3 separate regions of the Homo sapiens genome follow, and regions 2 and 3 are each linked to region 1. A link is an interaction called in ENCODE POLR2A ChIA-PET data of the cell type or tissue named here. Cell type or tissue: MCF 10A. All regions are shown on one strand.

Evidence for each region. ChIA-PET counts read pairs that join two places held together with the same protein. Peaks named below come from ENCODE experiments on the same cell type or tissue, not always from the same donor. Only the 100,000 strongest peaks of a DNase experiment are listed, where the experiment ranks them.
Region 2: POLR2A ChIA-PET joins it to region 1 with 61 read pairs; 10 of 35 experiments call an interaction of 5 or more read pairs at or near these places.
Region 3: POLR2A ChIA-PET joins it to region 1 with 63 read pairs; 9 of 35 experiments call an interaction of 5 or more read pairs at or near these places.

What each region holds. Positions count from the first base shown.
Region 1 is chr4:87,119,534-87,124,533 of GRCh38, reverse strand. All of the region lies in intron 12 of AFF1 (ALF transcription elongation factor 1), which reads right to left. Among named protein-coding and RNA genes, the nearest start is that of KLHL8, 99 kb to the left of the region's middle. RefSeq lists an enhancer at 3,828-4,403. In MCF 10A, no CTCF peak of the experiment used is centred here; DNase peaks (open chromatin) are centred at 2,063, 2,663 and 3,503.
Region 2 is chr4:86,925,589-86,930,588 of GRCh38, reverse strand. AFF1-AS1 (AFF1 antisense RNA 1) reads left to right here. Exons shown (of 3, transcript NR_038841.1): 3 at 4,263-5,000. It also overlaps a transcript of C4orf36 not described here. Among named protein-coding and RNA genes, the nearest start is that of AFF1-AS1, 6.8 kb to the left of the region's middle. In MCF 10A, no CTCF peak of the experiment used is centred here; DNase peaks (open chromatin) are centred at 2,528 and 3,368.
Region 3 is chr4:87,004,679-87,009,678 of GRCh38, reverse strand. The region is part of intron 2 of AFF1 (ALF transcription elongation factor 1); the gene reads right to left. Among named protein-coding and RNA genes, the nearest start is that of AFF1, 72 kb to the right of the region's middle. RefSeq lists silencers at 391-440, 1,588-1,882, 2,754-2,863 and enhancers at 2,544-2,623, 3,094-3,243, 3,614-3,663. In MCF 10A, a CTCF peak has its summit at 2,996; DNase peaks (open chromatin) are centred at 1,708, 2,498 and 2,788.

The sequences.
Region 1 (5,000 bases):
TAAGTACAATGTTGAAAGGAAACCGTCTACAAAATCCCGTGTATTTTACAGAAAGGACTACAAAGATATATAACAACAATAGAAACAATTGCTCTGGGATTCTAGCTAACATTTTTTCCCCTCCACTGATTCAATTTTTTTAATACTGTCTTTATATCTCTCCATATACAGAAACATGTTTTTATTTTTCAAAAAACCCTGAAAAGACTGTAAATATTTTAGTGGGAGTAAGGAAAAGGGAATCTGTCACTATTGAATTTAAGTATCTCTAACTTGGTAGCTTGAAAGTAGGGTTAAAAAAAAGAAAAAAGAATTTAAGTACCTTCAAAGCATCCATTTATACCAACTAAAGTGCTAAATACATTTAATCACTAAAACAACACAGAATTCTTCCACGATGAAAGTCTTTCTTGCATTCTTGTGCCTCACTTGTTAGCACATACACCAGCTTTCTAAGGAGTCTGACATGCAGACTCCCTGACGGCCTCCTTCCCATGGCTCTGGGTTCAGGAGGAAGCCCACATACTGTCTAGCAGGTGGCAGGTAAGTGATGGGTGAGACCCTTCAATTAATTCTCATGTGCATTTAGAACGAAACTTCCTAAGTGTCAGGTCACCAAGTTAGAAATCTGGGACACCAGTCAATTTAGGACAATCCCTAACAAACCTGAAATCCTCTCTTAAAAAATAAAAAACTTCAAATTAACTGTGGGAGGTCCCAGTTTTCCTGTGTCTTCCTCTCCTCCCGAGTTTAAGAAAAATGAATAATTTAAGATGTGTAGGCTCCAAATCTGCCCAGACACCAATAAGCAGCCTGGCTCCACACAAAATAATAGAAAACAGAAAAAAAACAAAATTCCCTTCTCCTGGCATCCTACAAATCAGTGTGCCTGCATCTGCACATCCATCCAGCCCTTCACAGGCTCCTTTGGAAAAGACACTTTTATTCATTTATGCAGTGTCTTGTTTCAAAACGGCTTCCTTCAGAGTGGCTTACAAAGATACCTGTTTTTAATCTTGCGGCATGTGCACAAGTGAGAATGTTAAGAAGGGAAAATACAGGAGGAAGAAATAAATTAAGGCCAAGTGAAGGCTCGTACCCTCGGGAGGCTATCAGTTCTCACTGTCCTGCATGCTACCATCTGGCAGCTGCAGCCACAGCCACATCTAGGGAGCACCTGAACTTGAATGGTGTTAGTCTGAAATGACTTAGTAGAAAAAAGAGAATGTAATATTTTTATATTGATTTTTTTACTGATGTATAACAGACTTACATATTTTGGGAGTTGATTAAAGTAATCTTTTAGGTATACTGGATTAGATATAATTATTAAAATGTTAGGCTGGGCGCGGTGGCTCATGCCTGTAATCCCAGCACTTTGGGAGGCCAAGGTGGATGGATGACTTGAGGTCAGGAGTTCAAGACCAGTCTGGCCAACATTGTGAAACTCCATCTCTACTAAAAACATAAAAATTAGTCGAGTGTGGTGGTGCGTGCCTGTAGTCCCAGCTACTCAGGAAGCTGAGGCCAAGAATCACTAGAACCCAGGAGGTGGAGGGTGCAGTGAGCTGAGATTGCGCCACTGCACTCCAGCCTGGGCATCAGAATGAGACTGTCTCAAAAAGAATTTTTTTTTTTTTTTTTTTTTTTTTACTAATTTTCCATTTCCTCCCCTTTTATAGTTTTTAATGTGGTATTAGAAAAGTTTAAATTACATATGTGGCTTATATTCTATTTCTACTTGACAGCACAGTTCTTCACAGTTTGCTATAGACAATCTGAAAATTGGGTTCTGAACTACTAATCAGATTAGCCAATGCAAAGAAGGAATTATAAATATACTGCTTAGATAAGATAAAAACATATCAGCTACTCAGAAATGTAATAATTCATTAGAGAAGTTGGAAAAATGTACCTTGAAGGACTGAAAAGGGAGACAATATGAAATAAGCAACCGAGTTCTAAACCCACAAATGAAATGCAATAGGAAATTCTACACAGCTGTTTCTCCTGCAAGCATGGACCCATAGCAGATCCTGGAGCACAATTTAGAGTGGCCACATGCCAACAAGAAGCTTGCTGGGGCATTGCGACAGGGCTCTGCGCAGCATACAAACCTCCGTTCAACAACTCAGAGTGCTAACACTTGAGAGACAGTGAATAATGGTGGAGAGAAAAACAATCAATTGGAAATGATGGGGTTAAAATAGAACCTGACTTCTGGTACTGGTAACTCTCTTGTCAATCAAGCACCTAATTATGCCCAGGTTACCCTGTTACCAAACGGCCCAGTGAACTGTAGTGAGTTTTAGATGAAAGGCAGTATAGCCGGCCCAAGAAACATTACAAGACAGAAACTTTGTCTTTGAAAAGTCAAAATTTGCTAAAATATCCAGATCGATACTAAATTGAACATTAGGTACTAAAGTATACTTTTTTAAATGAAAGGTATTTCCAGGCAGTTAATGACACATTAAGGCCCCCAAGGCAAAACTAAGCATTAACAAGGCTACTTCTTAAAGAAAACACCAAAGTCTAGCAGTGAAATGAGAGCTGATTTTTGTTCATATAGTTTCATTTTGCTTAGGACATGCTGGTTGTGACTATAAGCCAATCTGGCAGACCTTATAGACCACACATGAAGATACAAGTCAGGGCAAATCAATCCTCACAGACTGGTTATAGCTCTGGCTGTGCCAATCGGTGACTCAAGTAGACAGCCAACAAGAGAGAATGCAGTGAGCACTAACTTCAGCGCCAGCATCTAACAACTGCATTGGCACTTACTGGAATAATATGCTTTATATTGATATTTAGCAACCTAGAAGCAGATAATATTCTATAAGCTGGTAGAAAGGAAGCCATCAAACTAAATAAAGCAAAAGTCCCCTTCTGCTGATTTTGCTTAACTGTTGAGATCAAGCCAGCGGGCATGAAGTTAGTGGTTTTTTGTACACTATGCACTTAGAACTTTGTCATCTTCTGTCTGGAACAGCCACAGAGGCTTCCCCAGAGTAGGCACTCGGTATTTGTCAGTTGGCACAGAAATTCAGCTTAACAGCTCAGGGACACAGCTGAGGGCACTGGATGCAGGACTGCATTACAACTTTAAGTGGATGGATGTAGGAAAGGGTCATTAACATGGGAGCCATGCAATATTGGGTGAGCAGAAATGCAGACCAAAATTCCAAGAACAAGACCTGCCGTAAAACAGGAGGCATGCTGTTCTTTAGATTTTTCTGGGTCAAGAAGCCATTCAGATGAGGTGATACTCTCTCTTCAGGAGGAAAAAGGAGTCCCTTTGCCCTGTGGTTTATCCCCAGGTCATCCCCACTTCAGGGAATCTGGCTTAAGGTCTGGGTTTCAGAAATTCTTTTTCTACTAGGTTAGTTGTCTCAAGGATGGTGCCTCACCTTCCACAAAGGGAGGCTGCCGGCTGACGAATTGGTCCTCACAGACTTGTTTGCTTTTCTTAACCTGTTGGGTCAGGCAGCCCTGATCATCTCTGCCAGATGCTGCTCCACCCACAGTGGAGCACAGGGCAAGAGTGAAGGCCATAAAAGGAAGACATGGGCTTGCAAGGGGCCAAGTCAGTTTCCGTCAGGGAAAGCCTCTCGGCAGGCTGCGCTGCCGTGCAGCCAGCTCACCAAGCAGACACTTGTAGGAAGCAGGGAAAAGGTGGCTTTTTCCAGAACTGACACTTATTTGGTGCCATAGAGATTCTAGCAGATGGAAAGATGTAGTGAACCAGGAGTTTGGCTGTGAAGGAAGATGGGAGCATCTGCAGGAGTAGCTAAAGTGGAGTAGGAATGTGTGTGGGCACTGAGTGGCAGTGGTGGGGGCCGTGGAGGAACCAAGCCGGGGCTGACGCGGTAACCACCTTATTCACCGGCAGCGCCAGAGCCAGTACGCCGACCTTGTGCGCCTCTTGAGAATCCTCCCAACAGACACTTGTACGGAGAAAACACATGTGAAAAAGAGGAAAGCTCACGGGACTGGGAGGAGGCAGCATGCCTGAGCTGCAGATCTATTTTTACTCAGCAGTCAAGCCATGTTAGTGCCTTTTTGGATCTCATCTATAAAAGGTGGCAGCTGATCAAGGGACCACTAAGGTTCTTTCCGCACCTAAATTCTAAGGCTCTATTATCCTCTTCCAAAAGGAAGCAAATGAGCTTGGTAGCACATGCAACACAGAAAACTGGAGAAGCAGTCTTTGGGGAAATTCAGGGACTTCCCTGTGATTCGCCTCGGAAGGAGATTCAATATGAAAAAGACACAAGGGACACCAATTCAAGTTTGTACCAAGATCAGGCCCAGGGACTTGCTGTGCAGACAGGTTATGTTCACTGGGGTGAGTGCTACAGAAAAGGGAAATTCATCCACTTGTTTTTCTCTTTGGTGAGGGAACGCATGATTCAGAACAGCCTAAGCTATCACATGCATATGGTTGTGGTGCTCTCCTCAGGGTAACTAACAGGCACGAAGAAATTTAGATGTAAGTGGCCTTAGTCAATCAGAAGGGATGAGCTTTCATTTTGAACGATAACTAGGGGTGCTGATCTGGAGCAATAACCCAAGAAAAGACAGTCAGATCTTGGATGGAAGGGAAGGACTGAACCAATCACTCCCTGCAATAAAACTGCATTTTCCTACTACACATCATAACTTCCCTTCCTCACTCTTCAAAACGCATAAATGATAGCACTGGAATGTCTTTCCCAAAAAAGTTGAAGTGTCTTGGTCAGCAAAGCGATTATTTAGAAAAAGTAAAAAAGATTTGAATGAATGCACCTCCTTATTCAGTTATTCATCTAAATGACAATTAAGACAGACTATCCTTCATTTGAAAGGAATCTGTAAGATGACTGAATGAAGTGAGGAATTATCTCTATGAGCTCCTAGAACAATGCAAGGCTCACACATGTAGCTCTATGCACGTTACGTGTTTATTTTTCTTTTTTTAGAGACAGGGTCTTACTCTGTTGCCCATGCTGGAGTGC
Region 2 (5,000 bases), 190 kb after region 1:
TCCCCCAAAACAAATGTAGGGATTTAACTGAGTTTCCACAATTTCCCAGACATTGTACACATATAACTTTATTTAATCTCCTTGAAAATGTGGGTATATTGTCTAGTTCATGAATAAAGAAGTTATAACCTCAGAGAGATATTTCATCTTGATCATGATTACATAACCAATTAAATAGTAGAAGTAGAATTTGAACTCAGCTCTTCCATGGCTGAAGGCCATGTTCTTAACACTATACACAAAATTAGATTAGTATAAGTGTTTCAACTAGTGTCTATCAGTGTGAAATTCACATCAGCAGGCTCAAGGGAGCTGGCAATGGGGTTTTCATGCTGACAGTTATATCTGGAGGACTAAATAAGAAGAGGAAAAGGAAACCTGAATGATTATGGGAAAGTCAAATAGTTGAGAAGTGGGAAGGAAAAGAAATAATAGAGAGGGTTAGACTAGAAAAGCTAAGTAACAGTGCCCCGGTGGAGCAGGATTGGAGGTAAGAGCACCCTAAAGACTATGTCACAACTTCAAGAACTCAGCACTCAATACTTTGTTTCATCCCAACCCACATCTCTCTTCTAAGTTCCAGACTATCACCCTCATTGGTTTGCAAGAAATTCCATGTGGTTGTCCCACAGGCAAAATAAATTCAATGTATCTAACGTGGAACTTATACTACCCAATTCCTGTTATTTGGTTCTCAACTTTTGTTAATGGTGCCATTATAGACTCGGGATTCTGATTCAAGTGTCCATTATTACCAAGTCATATTTAACTTTCCTCTTAAATCTCTCCCTTCCTTATGAGTTTTCTTCCCTTTTTTTGTTTTATGTCTTTATTCTTGTATTAAATAGCTACTGTCAGGTACTAATTCTGCTCAGTTCTGGGGATATAAAGAGAAGTAAGAGAATAACCTTGTTCTCAGAGAGTTCGTATCTAGAAGGAGAGTGTGGTAGGCAGAAGTCTAAGATGGCTCCCAAGATTCCCAATCCCACATGATTTCATTTCCTCTCCTTGAGTGTGGTTGGGTCTGACTGAACCAGGTGAGCTCTTTTTTGAAAAGAGGATCTAGGAGCCAAAGAAGGAGTAAGTCAGAGAGATCCAAAGCTGCAGCAGCTTCTCTTCTGTTGGCCCTAAAGGAGCAAATTACCATGCTGTATAGAGGCCATATAGCAAGGACTTGAAAGCATCCTCTGGGAGCTGAGGGTGGCCTCTGGCCAACAGCTAGTAAAAATAAAAAATAAAATAAAAAAAGGCCACAGTCATAAGAAATGGATTGTGCCAAGGGAACTTGAAAATGAACTTTCCCTAGTCAAGCCTCCAGATGAAGATACATCTGGCTACACCTTGATTTCAGCCTAGTGAGATCCCGAGCAGAGGACCCAGGTAAAACATGCCGCAAGTCCAACCTATGGAAATTGTCAGGTAATGAATGAGTGTTGTTTTAGACTGCTGAGTTTGTGGTAATTTGTTATGCAGCGACAGAAAACTCATACGGAAAGAAAAAATAAATCTATGTCTTGCTCAGTGCTAGGCTAGAGGCACACATGATAGAGCATAGGAGGTTATCAGAGCACAGACAGGGACATCCAACAAACACTAAAGGACTTGGGGAAGGCATCCTGGCAGAGGTAGTAACTAAGATGAATTCTAAAACAAAAGAGGGAGAAGAGAGAAGGAGAGGGAAGGAGGAAGAAAAAAAATTTTTGAAAGAAGAAAAGAAAAGAGGAAGTTGGGGAAAATGTGTGTGATCAAACGGGGACATGAAACTTCGTGGGCAGAGGGAGTTAAATATCCACAGGTCCCAAAGTCATAGAGTTCATAGTGACCTTTAGAAACTAAAAAGACATCAATATGTCTGAATTTGGGGACGAATGGTAAAAAATGAGGATGGAGATGTAAAAAGAAAAAAAGAACATTTACCATTTACTGATTGTATACTACGTGGAAGCCCACAGTGTCAGCTCAGCCTGCTTCAACACAACCCCAAGTCAGAGATAGATGGCACAGGTCATCTGCTCGTTTGCCTCAAATCTAGTCTAGTCTAGTCTAGGTGCCCTTCCTCTACTCTGCCTTCAGTCACGGGGTAGATTCTCCCAAACCACCTTTTCAGGGCTTCTTTGCTGGGAAACTGGCTTCTGGGTGGGTTTGGCCAATGGAAGGCACTGGGAGGAGATAGAAGGGCAGGAAGAGAGGCAACTCCTGGGCATTTCTCTTCTTTCTCTGCTCTGGGCAATGGCTCTGGCCCAGTGGCAGCACCTCCCCCATAGCCCCAGCTTCTACAGATCCCAATGAACAGCCCTGCCTCCTGAGCTCCTGTAACACTAAGTTCTCCCTTAGTCCCCACCTTAGGGTGGCAGTTGCTTAATGCCTGAATAGTCTCACCTTCCCCTTTTGGGTCTTTCAGTATTAAATTTTCTCCACTGAACTACCTGGCATGAGTGTTATTTTTGTAACTGGATCCTCACTGAATCACCATGTTTGACAAATAGCTACGAATCAGAAAGATTGAGCAACTGCCTAACGTCACACAGTTGGGATGTTGTGGGGCTGGGTTGTAGATGTTTGGCTGTGAAGCCCATCTCTTTCCACCCAGCTGCATTGTCTCTCAGAAACTTTCCATCACCATTCTGAGTCAGCTCTTTAGAACTTCACCATTACAGCAACCTCCACTCTCAGATGAATCTTCCTTAATTATACCTCTGGTCATGTGATATATGTGGCAATTGCAAAGGGAATTCAGTATCAACTCCTCATTCTAGACTCCAGGCTTTCCAGAATTTTTTTTTTTTTTTGAAATGGAGCCTCGCTCTTGTTGCCCAGGCTGGAGTGCAGTGGCGTGATCTCGGCACACTGCAACCTCCACCTCCCGGGTTCAAGCAATTCTCTACCTCAGCCTCCTGAGTAGCTGGGATTGCAGGCGCCCACCACCACGCCTGGCTAATTTTTGTGTTTTTAGTAGAGACAGGGTTTCACCATTTTGCATTTTGGCCAGGCTGGTCTTGAAATGCTGACCTCATGATCCACCCGCCTCGGCCTCCCAAAGTGCTGGGATTACAGGCATGAGTCACCATGCCTGGCCCCAGAATATTTCTTAAACCAGTCTTTCTGACTTCACTTTTGCTAGACATTTTGCTCTACTGGAAAGCTGCCCTTGATTTTCACTTGTACGTATTTACTTATTCTATTTCTGTTCCCTTTAGCTAGAATGCTCTAGTTCTACCTGTAATAAAAACAAAAACAAAAACAAAAACACATGACTGGATCTTGCTATGTGGCCCATGCTGGGTTCAAGCAATTCTCCCACCTCAGCCTCCCAAAAGTGCTGAGATTACACACATGAGTCACCATGCCCGGCCTCCACCTTTTGATATATCTGTCCTTTGAAGCTTATTTATTCATGTATTCATTCATTCAACAAGCCTGGGCAGGGTACATTCTAGGCCCTTAGGAGGGAAAATAGAACAAGATGACTCCTATCTTCTAGAATGGGGGTGGGCATACTTTTTCTGTAAAGGGCCAGATAGTAAACATTTTAAGTTTTATGGGCCACATGGTCTCTGTCACAACTACTCAACTCTGCTATTATAGCACAAAGGCAGCCATAGGCAGTACATAGAGAATGAATATGATTATTCCAACAAAACTTTATTTACAAAAGTGGGTGTTAGGTTGTAGTTTCCCATGGTTTGTTGAGGCCCTCCTCTAAAAACTCACAGCTAAACAGATGGAAAAGCCAGCAGGAAATGATAATGCATAAAACATATCAAAGAAATATGGAGGATTGTACGGCAGGCACATGTGACAACAATAACATAAACATACCCTGAGAATGACCCGGTATGGCAGATGCACCTGACAGCAATAACGTAAGTATACCCAGAGAATGACCCTGTATGGCAGACTCACCTGACAGCAATAACGTAAGCATACCCTGAGAATGACCCTATCGTCTAAGAAGAATGTGTGTTTGGAGTTCCAAGCTAAGGAATCTAGGAGTGGCCAACCCGGAGATTCATTCCTTATCTATGAGGACCATAACCTGCAGCCTATTCCCTGGAATGCAGGCTGTACAGGGGATGGAGGCCCTCTTTTGTTTTGGGTTAAATGAACATTGCCAGGTGGAGGTTGCTAGGGGAAGTGTGTTAAGTGAAAATGCTATATAAATTGCATGCTTTTTACAATTGGTTGTGGTTCTCCTGTCCAGCCCACCAACACTAGACCACCCTGTATTTAAGTCTCCTCAATAAACCCTGTCTTGTTTGCAGGTTCCAAGTCTCTTCTTCGGCCTCTCAAACATGGTACCATCCCTAATGAAGTCAACGGGTCCAGCATGACAGGATGGAAGTACAAGTGTCAGCACCTATGTGAGTCCCAAGAGGGGAAATTAGAAACAAAAAGGAAGAAGAGGACATAGGCCAGGCACGGCGGCTCACGCCTGTAATCCCAACACTTTGGGAGGCCAAGGTGGGCAGATCACCTGAGGTCAGGAGTTCAAGACCAGCCTGGTCAACATGGCAAAAGCCCATCTCTACTAAAAAATACAAAAAATTAGCCAGGCGTGGTGGTGGGAGCCTGTAATCCCACCTACTCGGGAGGCTGAGGCAGGAGAATTGCTTCAATCTGGGAGGCAGAGGTTGCAGTGAGCTGAGATCGTGCCATTGCACTCCAGCCTGGGCGACAGAGTAAGACTCTGTCTCAGAAAAAAAAAAAAAAAAAGGAAAAAAAAAGATGATATAGTCAAAGAAATAACATTAAATTTCTTATAATTTAAGATGAATGATTTCAGATTGAAAAGTTTATAAAGGTGCCAAAGAGAAAAGGAAAGATCCACACTAGATACATTAGAATGAAATGTCAAAGTAACATACATAAAGAAGAAATTCTGAAATCTTCTAGAAAGAAAGAACATGTTATCTATGAAGGAACAAGGATCATATTGATATTAGATTTCTCAACAGCACATGTGCTGCAAGAAGACAAAGGAGTAATATTAAGTATTGTGA
Region 3 (5,000 bases), 110 kb after region 1:
ACAGAGCACAATTATCTGAATGAGCTTGGACCACATTCCAGGTGTAACCAAAGAAAATGCACATTTACAAAATGTGAGATATACTCCCAACACACAGACTAAGAAAACAACAGACATAACAGTCTTGTGGCTTTGTTCCTAGTTCCAGGGCATGTCGGAAGGTGGGGTAGAGGATCAGAAATAAGCACAATTCTCCTATTTTAATTGCTGGCAAGTTGAACCACCACACTGATAACTCAGGATTATTACATATTACAAACAACCAATTTTAGCAGGAATCATTCTTTGTACTGTTATACTGAGGCTTGGCAGCTCCCTTTAACATCTCACCTCAGCATTAAAGAGGAAGCATAAGGGAGGAAGTGTGCAAAGCAGATCTGGAGTCAGGCGTTGCTCCACCTTTGTGACCTCAGGCAAGAAACAGCCAGGCTGGACCTCAGTTTCCTCAACTAACAAATGTGGATAATAAAAGTACTTACCCATTTAGGTGCCTGAGAAGAGTCAGAGCTAATCCAATTAAAGCTGCTTAATGCTGTGCCTGGCACACAGCAGTGTCCAATTTAGCTTGTGTCTCATTTTATTTTTATCATTAGTTTAAGAGCGCTGGCATTGAATCTCTCACACCTGGGTACAAATCCCTGCGCTATATTACTGAGATCTGTCACACAGCATTTACTAACTTCTTAGATCAAGGTATCTTAATCTTAATTTTCTGCCATGGACCTCTGTAGCAGTCTGACAATAACAGCACTATCAGAAAAATGTTTTTAAATACATTAAATAAAATACATAAGAATACAAAGGTACCAGATTATATAGACAAGCACCTATTAAAATATTTAAAAGAAATCAATGGTACAGTAGTGTTTTTCTTTACTACTGAATTAAGCAAGATAAAGCAGTTCCTTAATTTCCTGAGTGGAGAGCACAAAAGGTGTTTGAAGACATCTGCAACAATTGTATTAAGATTATGAAAAGACATATAGTTTCTATTGTGATAACATCACAAGGACTGGTACTATAGTTTTATCTCTAGTCCTACTTAAAAAAAAAAAAAACACTAAATTTCAGCTAGAGGTTAACAAAAATAGAGACACAACTTGTGTTTCTCATCCAAGTTCTACTACTTGGCCCCAGATTAAGAACCACTTTCTTAAAACTCAATAAAATGGAAGCAGAGGATAAACCACTGTGTTGAGAAGAAGAAATATAAAAAGCAGGTAGCACATAGGAGGTACTTTATACAGAGAAGCTCTTTCCTTCCTAGAAAGTTCTATTTCGTAGGAAAAAAACATTGTCTCATCCAGCCCAAACATGAACATTTAACATCCATTTCTCTCCATGATCTGAGTCTTCAGACGTGTTAAGTCTTCTGAGACCTCCCAAAATCACTGTTCTACATCAAATATCAGCTTGAAGAACCCTACTACTTTAAATATGTGAGACCAAACTGCTTTCTAGCAAAACACAGTTGAAAGAGAATGTATATATAACTCCTAAGTCTCCCTTAGCACCAACTGCTGTCAAAACTAAAATAAAATCGCACAGAACAGTTTGGATCTCATAATAATCACTAATGCCTTGTCATCACTCTTCTTCAACGCTCATTACAAAAACAGTAACAAACCATGGAAAGACGGGGCTTCAGGTTCTTACAATAGCGCTCCTCTGACAGCAACTGCAGTTCATTATCCTCTCTCCCCTTCACCACCCCGGCGCGTTCCCGGTCTTTGCCTACTCAGCAGATTCACGTAAGCGGGGCCGTTTTATGTGGAATCGTACATTCTAGCAGTAAAATTTTCACTCACCAGGCAAATTCTCACCCACCCTCTCCAAGGTGAACTATGTTTTACATTAATCGTATTTCTAAACTTCCCCTCGAGACAACAGCAAGAAATCCAGAAAACCGAGGGGTAGGCGCACAAAGAATCTAAATGGAAATTTGGGCAAGGGCGGACAAGTGAAATCAACTTAATGTCCCGGAAAATAACAGTTCTGGGGGAAGAAGGGGGCTATCTAACTTTAATCTTCACTTTAACTCCATCCCTCTCTCCGCTGTGCAGAAATTGTCCAGCATGTTCTCCAAACTGCTTTTTATCTGACATTTAGTCAAGCCACAGCCTCGGGAATGATGAGAAGGCAATGACAAAGCTGCTTCCTGTCCGTCTCCTTCCCCGCACCCTGCCCTCCCCCGCAACCTTCAGCTCCCCTCGCCACGAACGCGTTTGAAAAGTTTCTCCGGTGCACGGCTTACCTTGACTGGGCTGCCATAATTCAGCTTATAGAGCCAGGGGTCTTCCGTCCATGAGCGCCTTCACCCCGCGGGCCCTGCTGCCAGCGCCGCGCTCACCATTTGGCGGAGCCGGGCGGGGACGCGTCCCGGCGCGGCGCCCCGATGTTACGGGACTACCTGCTCTCGAGCCCCGGGCGTCCTCGGCGCAGCCCCGGGCTCGGCCCGTATTGGCTCGCGCTAATCCTGATGGACATCCGGGCACTGGGGCCTCTGCGGCGATCTGCACTTCAGACGAGCCCGGGGAGCGCCGCGTCCGAATCCGGGGCAAGCGAGCGCCCCCGGCGCAGTTTCTGAGAAGGGAAAGCCAGCGGGCCCCCACGCTCGAAGACCGCCGGCGCCCAACGCCTGCCCAGCAACAGCACAACGCGGGCCACAGTTAGAAAGGAAAAGAAATTGCCTCTGGGCTCACTTGAAGTTGTCCGAGTCCGCCGGGATACCCCCTGTCAAGAAAGTTGCGGTGGTACGGCCCGCCTACTTAAATGGGCAGGGCGCTCGGCGGCCCTAGCCAAAGGCAGGCGGCAAGCGGCAGGCAGGGTCGGGTAGGGGGCAGAGCCTGGGCGCCGACAAGCCCTGCTGGTCCCCGGCCGAGCCCCGCCTGCGGGCTCCTCGAGAGTGCTCTCTTGCCAGGTTCTAACTACGTACAGACACCCACCGCTGGAATACACAGTACCCAGCCGCTCAGAACTCCAGCTCCAATTTGAATATTTGTTGAATATGGGGCCCCCAGAGGCGGCAGTGAGCAGGAACAAGACCGCGGCAGTAAACCACGTTCGCTACTTTTGATCCTTCCAGTGCTTGAGCTCAAGAAACGGGCATACTTGGTGTTACTCCGCTTTCAGTTTTGATTTCCTTACATAGAGACAAATATTTACAAAACAGCCCGCCTTTTTTGGACTACACGTAGATTACAGGAAAAATAGTACCTCATTTTGGTCTTAAGCAATGAAGGGATTGACAAGAAGCAAACAAAAAACTTGAGCATGCAATATAGTAAGTCCTATACGAAGCACAAACGAAATCACTTCCTACTCAGAGGACCATGGAAAGCGTTTAAGCCGTGCCTCAAAAGCAGGAAAATACTTGGATGAGCAAGGATGGAGGGAGGTTGTGCTTCAGCATCTCATAGGGACCAGCACACCGGAGGAGCTGAAGACTCTTAGATGAATACTGAATAACTGCCTGCACTGTGGACTCTCCGTTCTTCTACCTAGAATCATGACAACATTGCCCGTCTCATAAAGAGATAGTCCAGATTGTATTACTAAATCGTCGTGAAATACAAACATGTTAATGCCTGGCACTAAAACGACAATGCTGGGAGGGAGGCCCAAGGCACCTCTATCAAGGGTTCTCAAAGTGTGTTTACTAGATTCCTGGGAGTCCCCAAGACCCTCTCAGAGGTCAGAACTATTTTTAGAATAACACAAAGACATTGTCTTTTCACTGTGCTGACATTTGCACTGATGGTGCAAAAGCAATTATGGGGAAACTGCTGGCGCCTTCGCACTAACCAAAGCAGTGACAGCAAATGAAACTAGTAGTCACTGCATTCTTCACTACCACACGTTATTTTTTTTTAAGCGTTTCCTTTATGATTGTCGTTAATGAAGCAAGCAGTCAGAATTATTACGTTCATTAAATCTTGACCCTTGAGCATGGGTCTTTTTGATGTTCTTTGTGATAAAATGGGAAGTACCCAGGAAGCAGTCCACTGCACACTTAAGTACAATGGCTGTCTAGAAGAAAAGCACTTGTGTAATTGAGTTGCAAGCTGAGCTAGCTTTTTTTTCATGGACTACCATTTTTACTTGAAAGAACAATTCACAAACTGTAGTTATTCTGACTTGGGTATCTGGCAGACATTAAAAATGAACAAAGTTGAGCCTGTTTCTTTGAGGAAAACAATTGACAGTACTTATTGCCAATGATGAAATTTGAGCTTTCAAGCATTTTGGAAGACTTTTTGCATCTGCCACATAATCTTGCCAGCTTCGCCAATACTTAAAGACTTTCCTGATGAGATCAGAGTGACAGTGATGAAAGTTATATGAGAAGATCTGCCTTAGTTTTGAAATGACCAATGGTATAACAGAATCATACATGGGTAGGCCAGGTGCAGTGGCTCACGCCTGTAATCCCAGCACTTTGGGAGGCTAAGGCAGGCAGATCGCTTAAGCTCAGGAGTTTGATACCAGAGCCTGGACAACATGGTGAGACCCCATTTCTACCAAAAACACAAAAAATTAGCTGAGCATAGTGGCACGCATCTCTGATCCCAGATACTTGGGAGGTGGAAGTTGCAGTGAGCTGAGATTGTGCCACTGCACCCCAGCCTGGGTGACAGAGTAAGACTCTCTCTCAAACAAAAACCAAAATCATGCATGGATGAAAGATCCACTGAAAAAAAGTGCAAAACAGACCAACTGATTTTAATGTATCAAAGGTTTAGTTTTTTTAAAAAGCTCATTTCAGATTCCACAATGCAATTAACCTTTAAGAAACTAACACTTACAGAGTTTTGGTATAATATCAAAGAAGGTATTAAAAATACTCATCCTCTTTCTGTGTGAAGTTGGATTTTCTTTATAGACTTCAACCAAAACAACATTGCAACAAATTGAATAGAGAATCAGATTCAATCTGTTTGGGTTGGGCATCCCAAATCTGAAAATCTGAAATCCAAAATGCTCCAAAATCCAAAACTTTT